Regions from separate parts of the Homo sapiens genome. Here region 1 is linked to region 2. Evidence: read pairs that join two places in POLR2A ChIA-PET (ENCODE). Cell type or tissue: PC-9. All regions are shown on one strand. Each heading gives the region's core, and the rest is flanking DNA. Links, peaks and the distances in the headings are about the cores only. Region 1 has its middle 17 kb from the start of TMEM219. Region 2 overlaps MVP (major vault protein).

The links. Peaks named below come from ENCODE experiments on the same cell type or tissue, not always from the same donor. Only the 100,000 strongest peaks of a DNase experiment are listed, where the experiment ranks them.
Region 1: POLR2A ChIA-PET joins it to region 2 with 16 read pairs; 6 of 35 experiments call an interaction of 5 or more read pairs at or near these places.

Annotation. Positions count from the first base shown.
Region 1 is chr16:29,936,611-29,952,684 of GRCh38, reverse strand. No RefSeq gene overlaps it. Among named protein-coding and RNA genes, the nearest start is that of TMEM219, 17 kb to the left of the region's middle. In PC-9, for the core only: a CTCF peak has its summit at 8,725; DNase peaks (open chromatin) are centred at 8,384 and 9,134; H3K4me3 peaks cover 1,055 bases; H3K27ac peaks cover 2,435 bases.
Region 2 is chr16:29,822,936-29,826,286 of GRCh38, reverse strand. The region is part of intron 1 of MVP (major vault protein); the gene reads right to left. Among named protein-coding and RNA genes, the nearest start is that of MVP, 4.1 kb to the right of the region's middle. RefSeq lists enhancers at 131-703, 890-1,019, 1,080-1,159. In PC-9, for the core only: no CTCF peak of the experiment used is centred there; DNase peaks (open chromatin) are centred at 916 and 1,466; H3K4me3 peaks cover 225 bases; H3K27ac peaks cover 1,888 bases.

The DNA.
Region 1 (16,074 bases), core at 7,307-9,806, 120 kb before region 2:
TTGAGATGAAGTCTCCCTTTGTCTGTTGCCTAGGCTGGAGTGCAATGGTGCAGTCTCGGCTCACTGAAACCTCTGCCTCCCGGGTTCAAGCGATTCTCCTGCCTCAGCCTCCCTAGTAGCTGGGACTACAGGCATGTGCCACCACGCCCGCCGGGTTTTTGTATTTTCAGTGAGACGGGATTTCACCATGTTGGCCTGACCTCAAGTGATCCGCCTGCCTTGGCCTCCCAAAGTGTTGGGATTACAGGTGTGAGCCACCGTGCCCGGGCAGGAAACACTGTCTTGAATCGCTGACACCACCCCTCCCCAACCCCCTAGCAGTAGCTGCATGGCACAGAGAGAAACTGTGCACTTGGAGGAGAGAGAGCACATGGACTGGGGGACTTGGCATTGAACTGAGGGACTTGCCAGTGAACTCAGTGCTGCCCTGTCACAGTGGAGAGCAAAGCCATGCTGGACTCAGCCAGTGCCTGCCCAAGGAGGGAGCATTTGTATCAGCCCGAACCAGAGGGGAATTGTCCATCCTAGTGGTCAGAACTCAAGTTGCGGCAAGCCTTGCCACTGCAGGCTAAAGTGCTCTGGGGTCCTAGGTAAATTTGAAAGGCATTTTAGGATACAAGGACTGCAACTTCTAGGCAAGTCCTAGTGCTGGGCTGGCCTTAGAGCCAGTGGACTAGGATGGCACATGACCTAGCTAGGCAGTAGTTGGGGCAGCTAAAGGAGTGCATGCACCACCCTTCCCCCGATTCCAGGCGGCATAGCTCACAGCAACGAAAGTAACTCCTTCCTTGTGTTTGAGGAGAGGAAAGCAAAGAGTAAAGAGGACTTTGTCTTGCATCTTGGATACCAGATCAGCCGCAATAGGATAGAGCACCAGGCAGTCATGAGGCCCTCATTCCAGGCCCTAGCTCCTGGATGACATTTTTAGACATGCGCTGGGCCAGAAGGGAGCCTGCTGTCCTGAAGGGAGGACGCAGTCCTGGAAGGGCTTATCACCTGCTGACTAAGGAGCCCTTGGTCCCTGAATAGCCAACAGCAATACCCAGGTAGTATCTGTGGACCTTGGATAAGAGTCTGAGTTGTGCTGGCTTCAGGTAGGGCCCAGCACATTACCAGCTGTGGTGGCCCTGGTGAAAGACTACTGCTTGAGAAAAGTGGAGAGAAGAGTAAAGGGAACTTTGTCTTGCCCCTTAGATACCAGCTCGGACACAGTGGGGTAGGGTACCAAGCAGATTTTTGGGGTCCCCGAGTCCAGACCTAAGCTCTTGGACAACATTTTTGGACCTGCTGTGGGCCAGAGGGGGACCCACTGTCCTAAAGGGTGAGTCCCAGGCCTGAGAGCATTCACCACAAGTTGACTTGAAGAGGCCTTGGGCTTTAAGTGAGTGTTCAGAACTCTCTGCAGGCCAGTGGTGGTAGTGGCCACTGGGAGAGGCTCCTCTGTCCTCTGTCCATGGAAAGGGGAAGGTAGAGTGGGAGGCACTTTGTCTTGTGGTTTGAGTCCCAGCTTAGCTGCAGTAGAATAGAACACCAGGTAGATTTCTAAGGTTTTTGACTCTAATCCGTGGCTCCCAGACATTATCTCTGGACCCTCCCAGGACCTGGAGGAACTCGCTGCCCTGAAGGGAAAGATAGAAATCAGACTGGTGGCCCTAGCTGCTGATTGTAGAGCCCTAGGGCCTTGAGTGAACATAGATGGTATTCGGGTAGTGGTTACAGTGGGCCTTGGGTGAGACCCACTGCTGTGCTGGCTTCAGGTATGACCCAGCACAGTCCTAATGGTGGTGGTCATAAGAAGGCTTGCATCACCCCACCCCTAGCTCCAGGAAGCTCAGCAAAGAGACAGAGACTCCATTTATTTGGGAGACAGTAAGGAAAGAGAACAAGAGTCTCTGCCTAGTAATCAGAGAATTCATCTGGATCTTATCTAGGACCACCAAGGTGGTACTTATATGAGTCCACAAGAACCACAGTGTTATTGGGCTTGGAGCTCAAGTCTTTTTGGATACCTGGAAAGCCTTCCCAAAAAAGATGGGCACAAACAAGCCCAGACTGCAAAGGCTACAATAAATACCTAACTCTTCAATGTGCAGACACTGATGAACATTGACAAGCATCAAGACCATCCAGGAAAACATGACCTCACCAAATGAACCAAAGAAGCCACCAGGGACTAATCCTGGAGAAACACAGATGGGACTTTTCAGACAGAGAATTCAAAAAAGACGTTTTGAGGAAACTCAAAGAAATTCACAATAACACAGAGAAGGAATTCAGAATTCTATCAATAAATTTAACAAAGAGATTGAAATAACTAAAAATAAGCAGAAATTCTAGAGTTGGAAAATGCAATTGACATACTAAAGAATGCATTAGAAGGCGTGGTGGCTCACGCCTGTAATCCCAGCACTTTGGGAAGCTGAGGTGGGTGGATCACCTGAGGTCAGAAGTTCACGACCAGCCTGGCCAGCATGGTGAAACCCCGTCTCTACTAAAAATACACACACACGCGCACACGCACACACACACACATGTGTATTGGTGCATGTCTGTAGTCCCAGTTACTCAGGAGGCTGAGGCAGGAGAATCGCTTGAACCTGGGAGGTGAAGTTTGCAGTAAGCTGAGATCCCGCCACTGCACTCCAGCCTGGGCGACAGAGCGAGACTCCATCTCAGAAAAACAAACAAACAAACAACAAACAAAAAAACACACAATGGAGCTCCAATTCCCATCTGGCAGCAGACTTTTCAGTGGAAACCTTACAGGCCAGGAAAGAATGGCATGACATTGAAAGTGCTAAAAGAAAAAAAAATTACCCTAGAATAGTATGTCTGGTAAAAATATTCTTCAAACATGAAGGATAAATAAAGACTTGCCCAGACAAACGAAAATGAAGGGTTTCATCAACACCAGACCTGTCCTACGAGAAATGCTAAGGGGAGTTCTTCAATCTGAAAGAAAAGGATGTTCATGAGCAATAAGAAATCATTTGAAGGTACAAAATTCACTGGTAATAGCAAGCACACAGAAAAATACAGGGTATTATAACACTGTAATTTTGGTATATAAACTACCATTATCTGTTTTTGTTTTGTTTTGTTTTGTTTTTTGAGATGGAGTTTCACTCTTGTTGCCCAGGCTGGAGTGCAATGGTGCGATCTCGACTCCCTGCAACCTCCTCCTCCCGGGTTCAAGAGATTCTCCTGCCTCAGTCTCCCGAGTAGCTGGGATTATAGGCATGTATCACCACACCCAGCTAATTTTGTATTTTTAGTAGAGACAGGGTTTCTCCGTGTTGGTCAGGCTGGTCTTGAACTCCCGACTTCAGGTGATCCACCCACCTAGGCCTCCCAAAGTGCTGGGATTACAAGCATGAGCCACTGCGCCTGGCCAACTACTCTTAAGTAGAAAAGCTAAACAATGAACCAATAAAAAAACAATAACTACAACATTTCAAGGCATAGTACAATAAGACATAAAGGGAACCACATTAAAAAGCAGTGGGGGCTGGACACGGTGGCTCATGCCTGTAATCCCGGCACTTTGGGAGGCTGAGGCGGGTGGATCACAAGGTCTGGAGTTCAAGACAAGCCTAACCAATATGGTGAAACTCCGTCTCTACTAAAAATACAAAAATTAGCCAGGTGTGGTGGTGTGCACCTGTAGTCCCAGCTACTCAGGAGGCTGAGACAGGAGAATCGCTTGAACCATGGAAGGCAGAGGTTGCAGTGAGCTGAGATAGCGCCACTGCACTCCATCCTGGGCGACAGAGTGAGACTCCATCTCAAAAAAAAAAAAAAAAAAAGCAGGGGGGGAGGAAGTTAAAGTGTAGAGTTTTTATTATTTTTTTTTTCATTTTGCTTGTTTGTTTGTTTATGCAACCAGTGTTAAGTTGTCATCAGTTTGCCGGGCGTGGTGGCTCACGCCTGTAATCCCAGCACTTTGGGAGGCCGAGGCGGGTGGATCACGAGGTCAGGAGATCGAGATCATCCTGGCTAACACAGTGAAACCCCGTCACTACTAAAAATACAAAAAATTAGTTGGGCACGGTGGCGGGTGCCTGTAGTCCCAGCTACTTGGGAGGCTGAGGCAGGAGAATGGCACGAACCCGGGAGGCGGAGCTTGCAGTGAGCCAAGATCGTGCCACTGCACTCCAGCCTGGGCGACAGAGCGAGACTCTGTCTCAAAAAAAAAAAAAAGTTGTCATCAGTTATCAGTTTAAAATAATGGGTAATAAGATAGTATTTGGCTGGGCATGGTAGCTCATGCCTATAATCCCAATACTTTGATAGGCTAAGGCAGGAAGATCACTTTAACCCAGGAGGTCACAATGTTACTCATTTTGCCTGGGTAAATGGCAAAATGTTGACTCTACAATAAAAAAAATTAGCTGGGTGTGGTGGCATGTACCTGTAGTCCCAGCTCCTGGGGAGGCTGAGGCAGGAGAATCACTTGAACTCAGGAGGCAGGGGCTGCAGTGAGCTGAGATTGTGCCATTGCCCTCTAGCCTAGGTGACAGAGCAAGACTCCACCTCAGAAAAAAAAAAAGATCATCATGACGAAGTGGAATTTCTCCCAGGGATGCAAGGATGGTTCAACATACACAAATCAATTAATGTGGTACATCATATCAACAAAACGAAAGACAAAAACCATATGATCATTTCAATTGATGCTGAAAAAGCATTTGATAAAATTCAACACTACTTCATAATAAAAACCCTCAAAAAACTGGGTGTAGAAGAAACATACCTCAACATTATAAAAACCATATATGACAGACCCACAGCTAGTATCATACTGAATGAGGAAAACCCGAAAGACTTTCCTCTAAGATCTGGAACATGACAAGGATGCCCACTTTCACCACTGTTATTCAGCATAGTACTGGAAGACCTAGCTAGAACAATTAGACAAGAGAAAGAAACAAAGGGCGTCCAAATTGGAAAGGAAGAAGTAAAAATTATTCTTGTTTGCAGATGATAAGATCTTATATTTAGAAAAAACATAGACTCCACTAAAAAACTATTAGAACTAATAAACAGGGGGCAGTCATGCCAAGCACCTTAATTCATTTTAATGGTGGAAATAATGGACACATATGCTTAGGGAGTTCAAGTCATCTCACTTATGACATATAGACAGAATGAAAAACTATTTTTTTTAGCAATATGATTCTTCTTTTTTTTTTTTTTTTTGAGACAGAGTCTTGCTCTGTTGCCCAGGCTGGAGTACAGTGGTGCCATCTTGGCTCACTGCAACCTCTGCTTCCCAGGTTCAAGCGATTCTCCTGCCTCAGCTTCCTGAGTAGCTGGGACTACAGGCATGTACCACCATGCCTGGCTAATTTTTGTATTTTTAGTAGAGACGGGTTTCCCTATGTTGGTCAGGCTGGTCTCGAACTCCTGATCTCATGATCTGCCCCCCGCCTCGGCCTCCCAAAGTGCTGGGATTACAGGCATGAGCCACAGCGCCAGGCCATTCTTTTTTTTTTTTTGAGACGGAGTCTAGCTCTGTCAACCAGGGTGGAGTGCAGTGGCATGATCTTGGCTTGCTGCAACCTCCGCCTCCCAGGTTCAAGCAATTCCCCTGCCTCAGCCTCTCAAGTAGCTGGGACTATGGGCGTGCACCCCTAGGCCTGGCTAACTTTTTTTTTTTTTTTGAGATGGAGTCTCGCTCTGTCACCCAGGCTAGAGTGCAGTGGCACGATCTCAGCTCACTGCAAGCTCTGCCTCCTGGGTTCACGCCATTCTCCTGTCTCAGCCTCCTGAGTAGTGGGGACTACAGGCGCCTGAGGCCTGGCTAACTTTTTTTGTCTTTTTAGTACAGATGGAGTTTCACCATGTTGGTCAGGCTGGTCTTGAACTCCTGGCCTCAAATGATCCGCCCATCTCGGCCTCCAAAAGTGCTGGGATTACAGCACGAGCCACTGCGCCAGGCCAGTCAATAATAATTTAATTGTATATTTTAAAATAACTGAAAGAATTTAACTGGGTTATTTGTAACACAAAGGATAAATGCTTGAGGGGATAGATACCCCATTTATCATGATGTGATTATTATGCGTTGCATGCCTCTATCAAAGTATCTCCTGTACCCTATAAATATATATGCCTACTACGTACCCACAAAAATTAAAAACAAGAAATTTAAAAAGTTAAAACAAACAAAAGAAAAAACCCAGTGTGATACTGACCTAAGGGTAGATAGAGAAACAAATGGAGTAGAATAGAGAACCCAGAAATAAATCCTCACATATATGGTTAATTGATTTTCAACAATTGATTTTCAACTATTTTCCCTTGTTGAAAATAGTTGTTTAGACTATTCAATGGGGGAAAGGATTCGTATTTTTGACAAATGTTGGTGGGCAGGGGGTGGGGGAAACATGCAAAATAATGAGGTTAGCCCTTTTCTGTACCCCACATAGAAAGCTTAGCTCACATACAAAAAATTAACTCAAAATGGATCAAAGATCTAAACTTAAGTGCAAAAACCATAAAAATCCTAGAATAAAACATAGGGGAAAATCTTCATCATATTGTATTTGGCAATGATTTCTTAGATATGATACCAAAAGCACAGGTAACAAAAGTAAAAATAGATAAAGGGGACTTCATCAAAATAAAAAGTTTTGTGTTTCAAAGAATACCACCCACAAGGCCGGGCGCGGTGGCTCACGCCTGTAATCCCAGCACTTTGGGAGGCCAAGGCGGGTGGATCACGAGGTCAGGAGATAGAGAGCATCCTGGCTAACACCGTGAAACCCCATCTGTACTAAAAAAAAATACAAAAAATTAGCCGGGCATGGTGGCGGGCGCCTGTAGTCCCAGCTACTCAGGAGGCTGAGGCAGGAGAATGGCGTGAACCCGGGAGGTGGAGCTCGCAGTGAGCCGAGATCCTGCCACTGTACTCCAGCCTGGGCAACAGAGCAAGACTCTGTCTCAAAAAAAAAAAAAAAAAAAAGAATACCAGCCACAAGGTGAAAAGACAGCTCACCGAATGGGAAAAAGTATTTGCAAATCTTACATCTGATAAAGTACTTGTATTTAAAACATAGAAATAACTCTTACAATTCAATAAGAAAAAGAAAATTGACCAATTGAAAAATGGGTAAGGGGCCAGGCGCGGTGGATCACGCCTATAATCCCGGCACTTTGGGAGGCCAAGGCAGATAGATCACTTGAGGTCAGGAGTTCGAGACCAGCCTGACCAACATGGCGAAACCCTTTCTCTACTAAAAATACAAAAATTAGCTGGGTATGGTGGCGTTTGCCTATTATCCCAGCTACTCGGGAGGCAGGAGAATCACTTGAACCTGGGAGGCAGAGGTTGCAGTGAGCCAAGATTGCACCACTGCACTCCAGCCTGGGTGATAGAATGAGACTCTGAGTCTCCAAAAAAAATGGGGCTCTGAGTCTCCAAAAAAAAGAATTCTGATACATACTATAACATGGATGAACCTTGAAAACATTGTGCTGGCTGGGCACAGTGGCTCACGCCTGTAATCCCAGCACTTAGGGAGGCCGAGGCAGGCGGATCACGAGGTCAGGAGATTGAGACCATCCTGGCTAACACGGTGAAACCCCATCTCTACTAAAAATACAAAAAATTAGCCGGGCGTGGTGGCGGGCGCCTGTAGTCCCAGCTACTCTGCTGAGGCAGGAGAATAGCGTGAACCCCGAGAGGCGGAGCTTGCAGTGAGCCGAGATCGTGCCACTGCACTCCAGCCTGGGTGACAGAGCGAGACTCCGTCTCAAAAAAAAAAAAAAAAAAGAAAGAAAGAAAACATTGTGCTAAGTGAAAGTGGCCAGCCATAAACTATAGTCACATATCGTATGATTCCATGCATATGAAATGTCCAGAACAGGCAAATCTACAGGGAGATTAGGGACTGCCAGGGGCTGGGCACACAGGGGAATAGAGAATCACTGCCTAATGGATTTGGGGGTTTCCTTTGGGGTGATGAGAATGTTTTGGAGCTAGATCAAGGTGATGCTTTCAAACATTGTGAATTTACTTAATGCCACTGAATTGTACACTGTAAAATGGTTAAATGGTAAATTTTACATTGTATTCTACTACAATTTCTGTTTAAAAACTGAGCTTATTACTTTTTCTGTTTTTTCCTTTTGAGACAGTGTCTTGCTCTGTCGCCCAAGCTGGAGTGCAGTAGCACGATCATGACTCACTGCAGCCTCGACCTCCTGGGCCCAAGCGGTTCTCCCATCTCAGACTCCCAAGTAGCTGGGACTACAGGTCTGCACCACAACACCTAGCTAATTGTTTTGAATTTTAGTAGAGATGAGATTTCTCTATGTTGCTCAGGCTGATCTGGAACTCTGGGGCTAAGGTGATTCACACGCCTCAGCCTCCCAAAGTGCTGGGATTATGGGCGTGAGCCACTGCGCCTGGCCTACTTTTTCTTCATATAAACTCCTCTTACTGTATCTTCATCTCAGGTTACAGTGTAATCATCTACCCAGTCTCCCAGGCAATAAACCTCTGAGTCAGCCTGGACTCCACCCTCTGCCCTTATCCCACGCATTCCATGCATCACAGTCTTCCCAAAGCCTTCCCCTCCTCTCCATTCCCTTTGCTTCCTTCAGACATTCTTTGTCTCTCATCAGGGCTCAGCAGTGTCTCCTCACCCTTCTCGCTGCCTCCACCTCCTACTCCATTCAATGCATCTTCCACAGCGCCTCCTGAGTTTGTTTCCTAAAAGAGCAACCTCAAGACTCAGCTGCTCTGCCTGAAGAACTCTGCTGCCTCCAGCAGAAAGCTCCACCTTTGGAAACAGATATGATCCTCCAGCAATCCCAACACTCGGAGGCTGAGGCGAGAGGATCACTTGAGCTCAGGAGTTCAAGTCCAGCCTGGGCAACACAGCAAGACCTCCAGTGAAATTCAAAAAAATTAGCCAGGCGTGGTGGCTGTAAGAATTAAAGAAAGAGGAGAGAAACATGAAGGGTGGTTTGACAGTCATCAGGGACAGGTTTATTTTGAATAATAAACTTGGCAGCTGGCCAAGTTAGGTCAGAGCCACCCTTTCTTACAAAGAGTTTGTAAGGATTCAGGGTGGGAGAGTTTATCAGAGGCTTGGACTGCTTCTGTGTCTCTTTGTTGTGCTTATCTTGTGCTTATCTTTTTTCTGCAGCTATAGGCATATCCCCTGAGTCTGCTTTTAACTTCCCTATCTTAGTGCAACTGAAGGGAAAGAAATGTGCTTATTAAGGCCCATTATTTTTTTGTTTGTTTGTTTTGAGACAATCTCTCTCTGTTGTCCAGGCTGGAATGCAGTGGCGTGATCTAGGCTCACTGCAACCTCTGCCTCCCAGGTTCAAGGGATTATCCTGCCTCAGCCTCCTGAGTAGCTGGGATTACAGGCGCGCGCCACCATGCCCGGCTAATTTTTGTATTTTTAATAGAGATGGGGTTTCACCGTGTTGATCAGGCTGGTCTCGAACTCCTGACCTCGTGATCTGCCCACCTCAGCCTCCCAAAGTGCTGGGATTACAGACATGAGCCACCACGCCCGGCCTAAGGCCCACTGTTTTACTGGGGCCCGTTGTATGAGGGTGAAGTTTGGCAGTTACCCAAGAGACTTTGCCCCCACCTCCCTCTATGCCCAAACTGTCTTATCTGCGTTTTCCTGTCTGCTCTTTCTGTCTGCTTGTAGTTAGAAGAGAAGTGATTTCCTTGAAATGCATGAGGCTAGAAAGGGAGCTGTAACTTAAAGGGGCGGTGTTTGTCCCAGATGACAGTGCTCTTGCTCCGTCAGTGTCATATGGTTGTAGTCCCAGCACCTTGGGACGCTGAGGCAGGAGGATCGCTTAAGCCCAGGAGCTTGAGGCTGCAGTGAACTGTGATTATATCACTGCACTCCAGCCTGGGCGACAGAGCAAGATCTTATCTCAAAATTAATGTATTATTATCATTATTAATTTTTTGAGACAGAGTCTTGCTCTGTCACCCAGGCTGGAGTGCAGTGGCAGAATCTCTGCTCACTGCAACCTTCGCCTCCCGGGTTCAAGCAATTCTTCTGCCTCAGCCTCCCTAGTAGCTGGGACTACAGGTGCACACCACCACGCCCAGCTAATTTTTGTATTTTTAGTAGAGACAGGGTTTTGCCGTGTTGGCCAGGCTGGTCTTGAACTCCTGATCTTGAGTGATCTGCCCGCTTTGGCTTCCCAAAGCGCTGGGATTACAGGTGTGAACCACTGTGCCCAGCCTATTATTACTATTATTATTATTATTTTTGAGACGGAGTCTTGCTCTGTCGCCCAGGCTGGAGTGCAGTGGCACAATCTCGCCAGCCTATTATTTTTTTAAGAGATCCTTCAAAACCTGGCCTTAACTCTCCTTTCCAGCATCATCTCTCATTTTTCACTCCAGTCACATAAATGTCTCACAATTCTACCTACTCCATACCTCCATATTTTTGGCTGGTGCAGTTCTCTCTTCGGGTAACTTTCTCCCTTCTTTCTGCCTTGTACACATTTTCTCTTTCTTCAAGACCAGTCTCAAAGGTCACAGCCTCTGTAATGCCTTCCCCCACTCTCAGGATTGAGCTCCCATTCCCACTGAACCTCGGCAAGTCTCCACCTATAGTACCTAGCACCCTGCATGTAACTCTCTTGTAGAAAAAAATCCATCTCCTTTGTTTTTTATTTATTTGTTTATTTATGTACGGAATCTCCCTTTGTCTCCCAGGCTGGAGTGCAGTGGTGCAATCATAGCTCACTGCAGCCTCCACTTCCTGTGCTCAATCCATCCTCCTGCCTCAGCCTCCCAAGTAGCTGGGACTACAGGCATGTGCAATCACACTCGGCTAATTTTGAAATTTTTTGTAGAGGTGGGGTCTCACTATGTAGTTGCCCAGGTTGATCTCAAACTCCTGCCCTCAAGCAGTCCTCCCACCTTGGCCTCCCAAGATGCTGGGCCAGGTGCTGTGGTACCATGCTAGATGGTATGTCACAGGTAGTCAGCGGTTCCTGGTAGTGACTATATTCAGAATGGTAGTTAAAAGTAATCAGTTTATTCTGCAGCAAGCACAGGGACACAGGAAGACAGTCCTGACTCCAGGGGCTAGCACCTGTTGGGGATTCTGGGATGCCAGGGCTAGCTCCAGTCCTAGGGAAACTGTATTGTCAGACAGGGCAACTGAGGCAGAAACCTTGGCCAACAGCAGAGAAGAGGAAAGGCAGGGGTCTGGTGGGCATCAGGGTTTCCAGGGCTCATCTCAGTCAGTTAGAGGAAGGCAATGGCTTTTTGGAGAACAGAATGAAGGACATATTGTGTGGGAAATGTCAGGGATGCCGCAAGGGAGGTGAATTAGCGGGGTGTGAACTCCATTGCTTAGCCTAAAGCTTTTCCTGGTCTTTCCATCTTCACTGGCCAAAGCAGCTGTCATACAATTGGGTCCTTTGCTGCTATGATTCCAGGGCTGGAAGGGTCCTTAAAGATATTCCAGCCAACGCCCTGGGTGATGCTAGAATTCCTTCTAGACTTTAGGCTTGATCCACACACTCCCAGAACTAGTAAAGCTCTCAGAGACCTGGGGACCTGGTATGCAGGGCCCACTCCTGCCTTCTCTGGGGGAATTTTCCCCACCGCCTCCTTTCTTTGCCTGGTCCAAGTCCCAGCTTCCAGAAAGAGGTCCATACCTGAGATACCTCCACTTCCTCCTCCTCCAGAGCCAGCTTAAAGTCAGGAGGCGGCACAAGTCCGCGAAGCTCAGAAAGTCCCCCAGATTCCTCTGTGGTCAAGCCAGTTTCATTCAATTGAAGCTTGTTCCCTGAGGATTTGTTCATGGGGGAGTTATTGTGTACTTGATTATAGTTCCCATGGCTACTGGCTCACAGTGTGAAGGGAATGGGCATACATCCACGTCCTCCTGCAAAATTGGGATTTGACCTCATTTATAACCAAACATGCAGCAGGCAACCTTGCAAATTACACAGCATGAAGAGAGTCCAGAGAGTTCTGAATGACTTAGTAGAAAATAACATTAAATAAAATAGTACATGCGGAAGGATGTGTTCTCTCCCTGGTTCAACTTAGGTGCATAATAGCTGTTCATAGCAGTATTAACCTTGACATCCAGGAGGGAGACCATTCAACTGAAAGGTTGCAAACTGGCAACCCTCAGTGGGAATCTCACCCATAGACCTATATATCCAATTTCAGAGTACTATGGTTTGAATGAGTCCCTCAAATCTCAGGTGTTGGAAAGTTAATCCCTGATGTAATACTGTTGAGAGGTGAGATCCTTAAGAGGCAATTAGGTCAATGGATTAATGCCATTATTTCAGGAATGGGTTTGTTATAAAAGCAAATTCAGCCCCCTCTTTCTCTCTCTCATGCTCTCTTGCCACGTGATGATGTCTCACCAGAGGCAGCTCCTGTATCTTGGACTTCACAGCCTCTAGAACCATAAGCCAAATAAATGTCTATTGTTCCTAAACTACGCAGACTGTGATATTCTGTGATAGCAACATGAAGTGGACACAGAGTGTTTAAAACTTGCTTTGAGTCAACTTAAAAAAAATCAGTATCTTTCACTGAAAAAAAAAAATCCAGGCCGGGTGCAGTGACTCACACCTATAATCCCAGCACTATGGGAGGCCGAGGTGGGTGGATCACGTGAGGCCAGGAGTTCAAGACCAGCCTGGCCAATATGGTGAATCCCTGTCTCTACTAAAAATACAAAAATTAGCCAGGTGTGGTGGCAGGCACCTGTAATCCCAGCTACTTGGGAGGCTGAGGCACGAGATTCGCTTGAACCCAGGAGGCAGAGGTTGCAGTGAGCCGAGATTGTGCCACTGCACTCCAGCCTGGGTGACAGAGCAAGATCCTGTCTCCAAAACAAACAAACATCCAGATTCCAGTGTCAATGTCCTTCTGTTAAGGGCCACCAAGAACACACCTAAAAGAAAGTTTTAAAACAACGTTGGGGGACTGAGTGTGGTGGTTCATGCATGTAATCCCAGCTCTTTGGGAGGCTAAGGTGGGAGGATTGCTTGAACATAGGGGTTTGAGACTAGCCTGGGCAACATGATGAAACTCCATCTCTACAAAAAATACAAAAAATTAGTGGGGTGTGGTGGCATGTGCCTGTAGTCCTAGCTACTCAAGGGGGCTGAGGTGGGAGAATCACCTGAGCCTGGGAGGTTGAGGCTGCAGTAGGTCATGATTGCACTACTGTACTCCAGCCTGGGCAAGAGAATGAGACCATGTCTAAAAAAAAAAAAAAAAAAACAACCCAAAACAAAAAACAAAGTCAGTTTTACGGACTCATAGCAATGAGGCAGACCCACATAATATGGGGAACTCTAAGGCATCTCAGAAAGAGGTGTTGAAGATGACTTAGACTGGGCATGGTGGCTCCCGCCTGTAAGCCCAGCAATATGGAATGCCAAGGCAGGAAGATCGCTTAGGCCCAGGAGTTCAAGACCAGCCTGGGCAACATAGTGAAACCCCACGTGTCTAATTAAAAAAAAAAAAAAAAAAAGACTTATTGTAGGACTTATGCTCGTGTTATGTTTCAGGAGAGGATTTGAGGCAAGAGGGTTTGCTCTGGTTTGGATGCATCAGGAAGGAAGGGGTAATTCTTTTTTTTTTTTTTTTTTAGATGGAGTCTCGCTCTGTCTCCAGGCTGGAGTGCAACAGCGCGATCTTGGCTCACTGCAAGCTCCGCCTCTCAGGTTCATGCCATTCTCCTGCCTCAGCCTCCCGAGTAGCTGGGACTACAGGTGCCCGCCACCACACCCAGCTAATTTTTTTTGTATTTTTAGTAGAGACGGGGTTTCACTGTGTTAGCCAGGATGGTCTCGATCTCCTGACCTCGTGGTCTGCCTGCCTTGGCTTCCCAAAGTGCTGGGATTACAGGCATGAGCCACCGCACCCGGCCAGGAAGAGGTAATTCTATGTCTGAGTACCGTAATTTTCAACTGAAAGGTGGGAGAAAGGAGCAGGACTAAATAGTTTGGACAATGTTCTTGTTTTTGTCTGTGTTCAGACATCATGAGTACACAGTGGCTTTGTTTTTGTCTGATCCACCACAGTCATAGAGTGGCCTTGTCTCTGTCGTGGTGTTCTATAAAATTGTTGATGTTGGCTGGGTGCAGTGGCTCACGCCTGTAATCTCAGCACTTTGGGAGGCCAAGGCAGGTGGATCACCTGATGTCAGGAGGTTGAGACCAGCCTGGCCAACATGGTGAAACCCCACCTCTATTAAAAAAAAAACAAAAATTAGGCCGGGCACGGTGGCTTACACCTGTAATCCCAGCACTTTGGGAGGCCGAGGCGGGTGGAACACCTGAGGTCAGAAGTTCAAGACCAGCCTGGTCAACATGGTGAAACCCTGTCTCTACTATACATACAAAAATTAGCCAGGTGTGGTGGCGGGCGCCTGTAGTCCCAGCTACTCGGGAGGCTGAGGCAGGAGAATCGCTTGAACCTGGGAGGCAGAGGTTGCAGTGAGCCAAGATCACGCCATTGCGCTCCAGCCTAGACAACAAGAGCGAAACTTCATCTCAAAAACAAAACAAAACAAAACAAAAATTAGCCGGGCATGATGGCGGGCGCCTGTAATCCCAGCTACTTGACACCAGCCTTGGTGACAAGAGCGAAACTCCATTTCAAAAAAAGAAATTGCCAAGATGGGCCAGGTACAGCCGCTCATGCTTGTAATCCTAGCACTTTGGGAGGCCGAGACAGGCGGATCACCTGAGGTCGGGAGTTCGAGACCAGCCTGGCCAACATGGTGAATCCCCGTCCCTACTAAAAATACAAAAATTAGCTGGGCGTGGTGATGTGTGCCTGTAGTCTCAGCTACTCAGCAGACTGAGGCATAAGAATTGCTTGAATCTGGGAAGTGGAGTTTGCAGTGAGCCCATATCACGCCACTGCACTCCAGCCTGGGCGACAGAGCAGGACTCTGTCTCAAAAAAAAAAAAAAAAGCCAAGATGGTAAGTTTCATGCAATGTATTCTAAAATTTAAAGTATTATTTATTTTTTAAGAGATGGGGTCTTGCTCTTTTGCCTAGGATGGAGTGCAATGGCATGATCAAGGCTCACTGTGGCCTCTACCTCACGAGCTCAAAGGATCCTCCTGCTTCAGTCTCTCAAGTAGCTGGAACCATAGGTGCACACCACAATGCCCGGCTAATCTTTTTAATTTTTTTAGAAGCGAGGTCTCCCTTTGTTGCCCAGGCTGGTCTTGAGCTCCTGGTCTCAAGTGATCCACCCACCTCAGCCTTGCAAAGTGCTGAAATCACAGATGTCGGCCACCAAGCCTGGCCAAGGAAAGTATCTTAACAGGTAACTGACACAATAATAAAACTTGTTTGTTGATCCTTGGATTCACATTTCCCAAATGAAAAGACATATGTCACCTTCTCCTGCGGAATACAACAGAACAAGATTAGTTATTTGATTACTCGGTACCTTTTTTATTTTCTTCCTTTCTTCTTCTGCTTTTTTATGGTAGGGGGGTGATGGGTTCATCTCACTCTGTCGCCCAGTTTGGAGTGCAGTGGTGGTCATAGCTCTCTGTAGCCTCGATCTCCTGGGCTCAAGCAATTTTTTCCCACCTCAGCCTCTTGAGTAGTTAGACATACAGGCATACATCACCACACCTAGCCAATTTAAAATTTTTTTTTTTTTGTAGAGACAGGGTCTTGCTGTGTTGCCTAGGCTGGTCTTGAACTTCTGGCCTCAAAAAATTTTCATGCCTCAGCCTCCCAAAGTGCTGGGATCACAGATGTGAGCCACCACACCTGGCCCTTTTCCTTTTTTTCAATTTAATTTAATTTTATATGCAGAGGTTACCAGGACATGTTGTGTGATGCTGAAGATTGGGCTTCTGCTGATCACATCGCCCAAGTAGGGAACAATAGCAAGTTTTTCAGCCCTTTCTCCTCCCTTCCTCCCCTCTGCAGTTCCCAGCTTCTATTGTTCTCATCTTTATGTCCATGTGTACTCAATGTTTAGCTCCTACTTACAAGTAAGAACATATGATATTAGGTTTTCTGTTTCTGTGTTAATTCACTTAGGATAATGGCCTTCA
Region 2 (3,351 bases), core at 1-2,500:
CCTGTGCCTGTTTCCTCATCTACAAAATGAGAATGGATAACATTATCAACCAAGTTAGCACATAAAGCACTGGGAACAGAGCCTGGCTCTTCATCTGCACTGTTTGACTGCAGAGGAGGGAAGAGTGCCTGAGGCCCAACTTTCCTATCCAGTGAGGAATCTAGGGAATATAACCAGTGCTGGGGGCTCCCCACCTGAGCTGGCATGCTGGTTTAAGCCTCAGTTGTTTACTGGTCAGTGGCTTATTTCACCCCAGCTGCAGGGATGGAACAGCAAGTAGGGGCTTTACTGCCAAGTGAAGCTTTTTCCACTGCTCCCTTGGAGGGTTCTCCGCAGGGCCGAAACCTGGCCAGGAAACCAGATGGGAGAAGAGGAAGGGCTGGGGCTGTGAGCGGAGGTATGGACAGGGCTCTGAGGCCCCCCCAGGAAAGATTTGAACTCTAGAAGGCCGTGCAAGGTTGGAAGCAGGCTCTGGGAACAGCCTCCATTTGGTTCATCAGTGGATAATCTCCCCAACACCCCCCACAGCTGAGGCCTCTCCACCATCTGCCGCCCCAGCTGGGCCCAGTCAGGGGGTCTGAATGCCTCGCCCAGCTCAGTGACTCAGCAAGAGTCATCCTCATGGCTGGACTCCTGCCTTGTTCTGAGGCCAAGCCCTCGGCAACTGCCCCTGCATCAGCACCAGGACCCCACCTCACCTCCCTGACCACCCACCTGCCATGCCCTAAACCTGGGCCTTCTGCCTAGACCACCCAGGACAGGTCTTGCCTTCTACCCTCGCCATCTATGGAGGTGAGCCAGGGAAACCCTTTGACTCAGGCAGCACATTGGTGACAAGTCTCAGATTGAGTTTTTTGTGGTTTCCTTCCAGATGACATGCGCAGTTAGAGCATTTTACTTAAAATAGATCAGGGCCCTCAAAAGACAATAGCAAGGATTGTGTTGACCTTTGGAAGGCTCTGCCCAGCCCTCAGGCTTGGCCCCTGCTCCCCAGATCCACTCATCCACCCAACTTCCTTCAGTCTCTGCTTCTGAGACCTGCCCTAGTCGGCTCTCAGTGTAGAGGCCCAGTCTTGCCTGATCACACCTCCCTCAGGTGTCATGAGGCTCCTGCAAGAACCACAGCCAGCTTTCACCCCAAATCCCACCAGGGTCTCTCCCACCATGAGGGTAAATAAGCAGGAACTAAATAGCCTGTCCAAAGCAGAAACCAGGTTCATTGTCTAGTTAAAAGAGGGGCTCTTGCCTGAGAGAGGTGGCTCACACCTGTAATCCCAACACTTTGGGAGGCCGAAGGTGGGAGGATGGATTGAGGCCAGGAGTTCAAGACCAGCTTGGGCAACATAGCAAGGCCCCATCTCTTTAAAGAAAGAAAAAAAAAAAAAAGAGGGAGACCGGATCAGACTCTTGGCTCAAAAGTAAACTTCTGCTACAGCAAAACTTAATAAATAAACGAGTCATGAGTCACTACTTCCCAGAGATCTTCAGGGTCAACTGTGAGTAGCTGATATACTGAATCTCTTTTTTGTTTTTTTTGGAGACTGTAGCCCAGGCTGGAGTGAAGTGGCACAATCTCGGCTCACTGCAACGTCCACCTACCTCCCAGGTTCAAGCAATTCTCGTGCCTCAGCCTCCCGAGTAGCTGGAATTACAGGCACATGCCACCAAGCCTGGCTAATTTTTTGTATTTTAGTAGAGATGGGGTTTCACCCCAGGGTGGTCTCAAACTCCTGAGCTCAGGCAATCTGCCTGCCTCAGCCTCCCAAAGTGCTAGGATTACAGGCGTGAACCACCACACCTGGCCCCTAGTGAGTCTTAAATGGCAATTGACCAAGTGACCACACTGCCTACGGGGTCTGCAGTGAGTAGAGTGGTACCACCTGGAGGCTTGATAGCAACACAGCCTGGGGCCCCACCCCAGAGCCACTGAATCTACTGGCATTTTAACTCGACCCTCAATGACTTGCATGCACATTACAGTCTGAGCAGCTCTGGTCTAAAGCAGACTCTCGGCTCGGGCTGCACACTGGTCATCTGGAAATCTGTTTTTTTTTTTTTTTTTTTTTTTTTTTTTTGAGATGGAGTTTCGTGCTTGTTGCCCAGACTGGAGTGTAGCCATCTCGGCTCACTGCAACCTCTGCCTCCCGAGTTCAAGCAATTCTCCTGCTTCAGCCTCCCAAGTAGCTGGGATTACAGATGTCCGCCACCACACCCAGATAATTTTGTTTTTAGTGGACAGGGTTTCGCCATGTTGGTCAGGCTGGAAGTGATCCACCCACCTCGGCCTCCCAAAGGGCTAGGATAACAGGTGTGATCTGCCGCGCCAGGCCTTCTGGAGACCTTTTTTTAAAGCCACCCATCTCCGGTGATTCTATTTAATTGGTCTGGGTGAGGTTCACCCGTTGCTATTGTAAAAAGTTCTCCCTCATTTTTTTTTTTTTTTTCTGAGACGAGTCTCGCTCTGTCACCCAGGCTGGAGTGCAGTGGCACGATCTCGGATCACTGCAGCTCCGCCTCCCGGGTTCATGCCATTCTCCTGCCTCAGCTGGGATTACAGGCACCCACCACCACGCCTAGCTAATTTTTTTTGTATTTTTAGTAGAGATGGGGTTTCACTGTGTTAGCCAGGATGGTCTTGATCTCCTAACCTCGTGATCCGCCTGCCTTGGCCTCCCAAAGTGCTGGGATTACAGGCGTGAGCCACCGCGCCTGGCCTCTGACTCTTAATATATATCCAGGATTGAGAGCCAGTGGGAAAATGTCACTCCAGCAGGTTTTATCACTGCCAGCATGCTCCTGGGCCACTTACTAGCCTCTGAGCCTTCCTCTCCAGTGAAGTGAGAATAAAAGTGACTGTTGACTAGGCTTGGTGGCTCCCACCTGTAATCCCAGCACTTTGGGAGACCAAGATGGGAGGATCACTTGAGGCCAGGAGTTCAAGACCAGCCTGGGCAACATAGGGAGACCCTGTCTCTATAAAAACCATAAAAAATATTAGCTAGGTGTGGTGGTGCACACCTGTGGTCCCTGCTACTTTGGAGGCTGAGGTGGGAGGATCGCCTGTGCCTGGGAGGTCAAGGCTGCAGTGAGCCGTAAATGGAGCACACGAGTGCGCTCTAGCCTGGGCAAGAGTGAGGCCATCTCAAAAAAAAAAAAAAAAAAAAGAAAAGAAAAGAAAAGGAAAAAAAAATGACTGCTCTTCAAGTCAAAGGTATTAGAGACTGGAGGGTCTCTGGTGCACAGTAGGAACTGGGAGGAGGATAAAGATCAGTTTCAGGCCGGGCGCAGTGGCTGTAATCCCAGCACTTTGGGAGGCCAAGGCAGGCGGATTGCCTGAGCTCAGGAGTTCGA